2 separate regions of the Homo sapiens genome follow, and region 2 is linked to region 1. Evidence: chromatin contacts called from ENCODE Hi-C data. All regions are on one chromosome and are shown on one strand. Each heading gives the region's core, a stretch centred on a gene start or an enhancer-like site at or near the end of the contact. The rest is flanking DNA. Distances are from core to core; before and after follow the strand shown.

What was found. Hi-C counts contacts between places; a loop is a spot of excess contacts on that map. Pooled maps may share reads with other maps.
Region 2: a loop to region 1 is called in a pooled map, with 2.7 times the contacts of the local background. The contact joins the enhancer-like site here to the promoter of PRKD3 in region 1. A Hi-C loop is called at or near these places in 2 of 168 maps with a recorded cell type or tissue (CD8-positive, alpha-beta T cell and PC-3) and 8 of 50 pooled maps.

What each region holds. Positions count from the first base shown.
Region 1 is chr2:37,323,524-37,326,223 of GRCh38, forward strand. PRKD3 (protein kinase D3) reads right to left here and starts at 1,310. Exons shown (of 19, transcript NM_005813.6): 1 at 1,158-1,310. It overlaps PRKD3-DT (PRKD3 divergent transcript), which reads left to right and starts at 1,558. Exons shown (of 2, transcript NR_183394.1): 1 at 1,558-1,999. RefSeq lists an enhancer at 321-400 and a silencer at 1,041-1,670.
Region 2 is chr2:37,569,622-37,572,498 of GRCh38, forward strand. The region is part of intron 1 of LINC03063 (long intergenic non-protein coding RNA 3063); the gene reads left to right. Among named protein-coding and RNA genes, the nearest start is that of LINC03063, 8.6 kb to the left of the region's middle. RefSeq lists enhancers at 1,157-1,466, 1,567-1,626. Within about 2 kb of position 1,455, at least 4 of the 41 ENCODE cell types and tissues checked have a DNase peak (open chromatin) inside an H3K27ac peak, as active enhancers do; they include PC-3, where a contact is called at or near this core.

The DNA.
Region 1 (2,700 bases), core at 60-2,559:
GGAATCTAACAGGGAAGGAAGCAAGGGTTCGTTGACAAGGAAAAACTGGCCTAGATCTCAGTCGGGGGAACTTTATGGACGCCTTCTGCAGCAAAGCTAAGGAAAATGAAAATCGCTAAAAATGTAAGAACGACGACATTAAGTAGAAGGGTAAAAAAAAAGTTTCAGAGGAATAAAATAACATTTTCTAGGATACAAATTAAGGCATTTAAAAGTTCTTGTTCCATTTGTGGCTATGTCTCATAAAAGCTGTGTCGCACCAAGCAGCAGTTCAGGGTGTAACTTATCCTTCCTAATCAAAGATGACACCGATAGTCTTATTTCCTGTGGGGATGGGTGTGATTGAAGACACAGTTACGTCCATGCCATCAATCTGTGTGTGGAAAAGTCGGCAGGTCGCGCGCACACACTTGTCGCTTGAATCGTATGTGTGCCTGCAGACGGCAAGGCCTATGCCTCTGACTGCGTTCACCTGAAATAAAATACCCAACCGGCAATACAGTAGTATATGGTTATTTTCACTGCTCAAAGAAACAGTGGCACTCCTCAGTGTTTCAGCTTAAGGAAAACCTCCCAGGAGGGAGCAACTCGGAACAATGCTGCAACTAGCAAATCCAAACGCAGTCGGGATACTGGGGCGAGGGGCTTACATTCTCCAAGCACCATTTACTCACCCCTTTGAGACGACTACAACGCAAAGTGAGGAAATGAAACGAAAAAGCTGGTCCAAAATTCGGCACTGCGAGCGCCGCGGGTCTGGCTTCGGGAACTAGTTTGGGAGACCCGGGAACGGATCGCCTCCGATGGGCCGGGCGCGGTGGTCTCCAGCGGAGCGCGAACCCAAGTTGCCCTCCGCGCGGACGCCGGAACTTGGCCCCTCTGGCGGCTGCGGCGGCGCCCCCGCTCCCCCTCAGCCGCCCACCTCCCGCCGCGCGCTCCCCCAACTTCCCGCCCAGCGCGGCTGACACCGCCCAGCCCGGCGCGGGGTCCGAGTCCTGTCGCCGCCGCCGCCGCGTGCAGTTGGGGGGTTGGGGGTTTGGGGGATGGGGGAGGGGCCGCCGCCGCCTCAGCCCGACGGGCCGGGAGAACAAAGCGGCGGCGGCGGCGGCGCGAACTTTTTCGGTGTCTGTTCAGCGCTCCCCGAGGCGACTACTTACAGTGGCAGGCTCGGCCCGTCGTGAGAAACTGCGCCCGCCAGCGTCTGAGTACCGGACGAGGCGCCAGCGAGGCTTCACGCGCCTCGCAGGATCCCGCCCGCCTCCGGCGCCCCTTCCTCCCTCCCTCCCCGTCCCGTCCTGGGGCCGGAGGGCGGGGGGCCGGGGCGCGCGGGGGGCGGGGGCGCGCGGCCAGCGCGGGGCCTGCCGGGAGCTGTAGTTCCTCGGCCCGCGCCCGCCGGGAGGTGGCCGCGGCGGGAGGTCGGGGTTGTCTCTGCCCCGCGAAGGGGCGCCGGGAGCGCCGGGTACAGTCGGGCTGGCTCCGCACCCTCGAGTTCCGGGCGTCTTCGTGAGCGCGGGGGCACGGGGCAGGGGCGCCGCGGGAGTCGCGAGCGTGTCTATCAGTTACACGCGGTACTTGATCGCGCTGTTGCCGACGGTACTGTCTTTTCCTCTACTGCCGTGCACTCTTGAGGGAGGCGGTGGCGACAATGGGCCAGAGGTGATAGTTGGAACGGGGGACTTGTAAGGCGTCCAGAGCAGAGAGCTGCTTCCACCCTGAGATGTCACAGCCCTCCCGCATGCTCCTCCCTGCTGCCTGCCCCCGGGGTGGCCGCCGGCACCGCAGCTCGGCGCCCAAACCGGCACGTCCCAAGCCCGACGTTCCGGTGACTGCAGGGGTTTTCCCGGTGCTCGGTGTTTCCTCCCCGTCGGCCTTTAAACGCGAATGTGACCCTACCACCAAAGTGGAGTGCAGTCCAGAATCACCAAACCTGGGCTTCCAGGTGTCTGGAAACACAATGTTAACATTTGTTTTGCTCCAAAACAAAGTATGACCGTGTCGGGTGAGTGGGGCGGGAGTGGGAGTCAGCAGCATAAGGATCTAGAGGGAAAATACACTGTGCATAAATTTTCGATGTCTTATGTGAGAGAAAGGCCTGAGAAGCTGACAGGCATTGTCACAGAAGCCACATGATTCTCCTTATGTCAACATTTTATCCCAAAAGTACTTAAATATATTGAAACAATCAGAGGGACTACAATCAAGAGGGCAGTTTTCTTTCTTCTCTCTTTTTCTTTCTTTTCCCCTTTCTCTCTTTCTTCTTTCTCTCTAGAAAAGGTTTTACTCTGTCATCCAGGCTGAAGTGCAGTGACACGATCATAGCTCACTGCAGCCTGGAGCTGCTGGGCTCAAGTGATTATCCTGCGTCAGCCTCCCAAGCAGCTGGGACTACAGGCGTGTGCCACCACGCCCCACTAACTTTTAAGTTAGTTTTTGTAGAGACGAGGTCTCTTGCTGTGTTACCCAGGCTGGTCTCCTGACCTCAAGAGATCCGCCCGCCTCGGCCCTCCAAATCGTTGGGATTACAGGCGTGAGACACCGCGCCCAGCCAAGAGGGCAGTTTTCAAGAATAGAAAGAAAAATAAACATAAATTAGCCCCTACTTTTGATACAAAATCATCACTCTTAATGGATGTCCTCGGATTTAAAGTTAAGAAATGAAAATATTAAGATAATTTATATTAAACATAAGGCAGGTAAGAT
Region 2 (2,877 bases), core at 205-2,704, 250 kb after region 1:
ACTGGCACTCTAAATGGAACAAGTGGAAAATTCTGCCTGTGAAAGCCAAAAGGAATTCTTCACCTTAATTAAGAAAAAGCTCTGCAATATTGAAAGTCTAGGTAGAAAAGACAAGACTTGGCATCTGACTTCTTTAAAATGAACTCTGCTTAATTAGGACTTAGTTAACATAAATTGGAAAAGATCAAGACCAAAGCCCATTGAATTGGGTCCAGTTTAGGAATTAAAACTGTACAGTTCAACTCCTGCCCTTGACAGCAGTTCTGCCTTCTTAGTTTTATAGGTAACAAACTTGATCCCCTTCCTAAGGGAATGTGCGTAAGCTATCTGCTTCTCTAGGGGAAATGAACTCTAGTGATTTTGAGAGATTACATTTAAAGGGCAATTTTCATTTACAGTTATCTGATTCAATACGTGTGGAGCTTTGCATCAACCAAGAACTTGTTTAGGGCCACTCTTGGTGTCCGGCTGCTTGCAAAAGTCAAATCAGTAAGCTATGTAGGACAAAATGTTACTCAGGTTGAATCACTTCATATTAATGAAATGTAAATAAAACCAGAGAAAGGGAAATTTTAGAAATCCAAATAAACACCCTTAATGTGATTTGTCTTCCCAAACAGTTCCCTGGATTCTCTTTTCTGTGTGGTCATGTCTCAAATGCCTTTTAGTGATAACCCTGAATACTCCACATTTCAACAAGATACAAACATTTCTCTCTTGTGTTCTTATTTGCTGTTTCTGTTAGAAACATGAAAACCACATCAACTAGATGGAAATCCTAGAGGAATTTAAGAAGAAAAGATCAATTGTTTGACAATAAACGTGGTAAATCCCATGTGATCAAATAAATGCTTATACATGAAAGCAAGAATATTGTACTTTGAACTCTTAACTATAAAGTTGGGCTAAAAATGATTGGGCAGACCTGTTGGTAGGGGAAGCTGTATTTCAACACAAAATCTAAAAAGTCTTAGATGATGAGGCAAAGATCAGTGGACATGTGAGAGCTGACATTTTCTACTACTGAGGTTGTTTTGTTCTTGGTTTAAGAAAATGGATCTGGGATAATCTAGTTTTTATGAACTCCTGCAAACGAAGCGGCTTTAGTTACGTTGCAGTTGTTGAAAAGGACTGACCCTTCCCTGTAGCTTTGATGTGCAGTGTGAATTTGGCAAAGGGAACTTAAGTTTGCCTTTCAGTGCTGAATGGCACCATTACCGAGGCTCATGTATCTGTCAGAAAAATCACTTCTCTCCTGGTAAAGCCCCTTCTGTCTCAGGATCATGTGAGATTCACCACACAACACTCACTAAACATGGTATCATTTTTACGTAATGAGGGAGTGAGAACTGGAACCTGATTTCATATTTTTTCCCACAGATTTTACTTTCTACTCTTGTCAGTCATATCTGCAAGGCTGACAGTTACCAGGGGCTGTGGCCAGGCATGAGGGAGAATGTGTCATTGCTGGCTGCGTTGGTCATAGCAACGTGTCTGCCTCAGAACAGATCCAGCATGGATGAGCAAACAGAAAAATGTGTAAGAAGGCTTGTGACTGAAACAGACCAAGGGTGAGTGCCGGGACTGTCCATCAGAAACTTTCAATGATCAGTAACAGGATATTCACACAGTCATTTTACTTTTCAATAACTTATCAAGTTGACAAGCAAATAATTAATAATGGTTTGTCACTGGTTGGCAACTTCTAAAAAAGTCTATGGCTGAGAAGGACACTCATTTCTCATAACCTCAGCCAGTACTGAATTACAATGCCAATCAGCAAATGTATCAAACGCCAGAACACTGTTAGCAGCAGCTGAGGCATCAGTATGAGTGAGACATATTTCTTATTCACAACAGAAACTCAGAGTCAGTGGAAGAAAAATATGTAAACACATTTTTCTAATGCAATAAGATGAGGGCTATAATAAATGTATGAAAAAAAGTGCTACAGGAACACAGATGGAGGGTTGATTGATTCTGCTTGGGAAAGTCTGAGAACGCATCACAGGGAAAGAGAATTTAGCTTCTTCGAAAGATGAGTAGAATTTATTAAAAAGGAGGTTATTTTAAGCAAAGAAGTGCATCATATGCGAAGGATGATGTCAAGGATGTGCTTGTCATTTTCAGGGTGTAAGCGTAGAGCAGTTTCATTGTCATTATCTCTGTGTGTTCAAGAGGTACATTCTCCCAATAAATCTAATTTTCAGGACTATTGTCTTCCTTTGGACTCAAAATCTAATTTGCAATGCAAATCTGAGCAGTGACTTCCTTGTTTCAACGGTCTCAGACTGCCCCTAGAAATGATGAATGCATGGGTCCCATAGGTGAATGCATTGGTCCACAGGCAGAGAGAATGGAGTTCCAAGTCAGTCAGGCCAAGGTTCAACACAAGGAGGTGGGAACTTCAGACTGGAAGCTGAAGCAGTTTCTATGGTCATTAGCGGCAGAGGCCAGCCCAGAAGACCAGGGAGACTTCACTCCAGTAGAGGCCAGAAGAAGATTCCCACTATCGGCTTCAGATTCCTCTTTTGTAAAATGAGCTAGTTTGACTAGATCTGTTGCTGGCAAACTTTGTTTCCTAGGCCCCAGGGTTCCATGAAGGTTCTTCTGTGGCTGGTGATGAGAAAGAGTAAGGCCAACTTGGGAAGGCTAAACCTCCTCCACCCCTTCACTTCACTAGAGTAGTCTGATTTCATTTGTTTTCATATTGGCAATCCACATAAGATAAGTTTGAAAATGGTATATTTTACAGTTCAGACAAAAAGGAAAACCTTGGAATAGAGAATTAAGTGCTGGTTCTCTGGGATTCCAAGCCTCCTTTACTTCCTCTGAAATCCCATAGTACTTGATTTATGCCTCTTTATAACACTCATT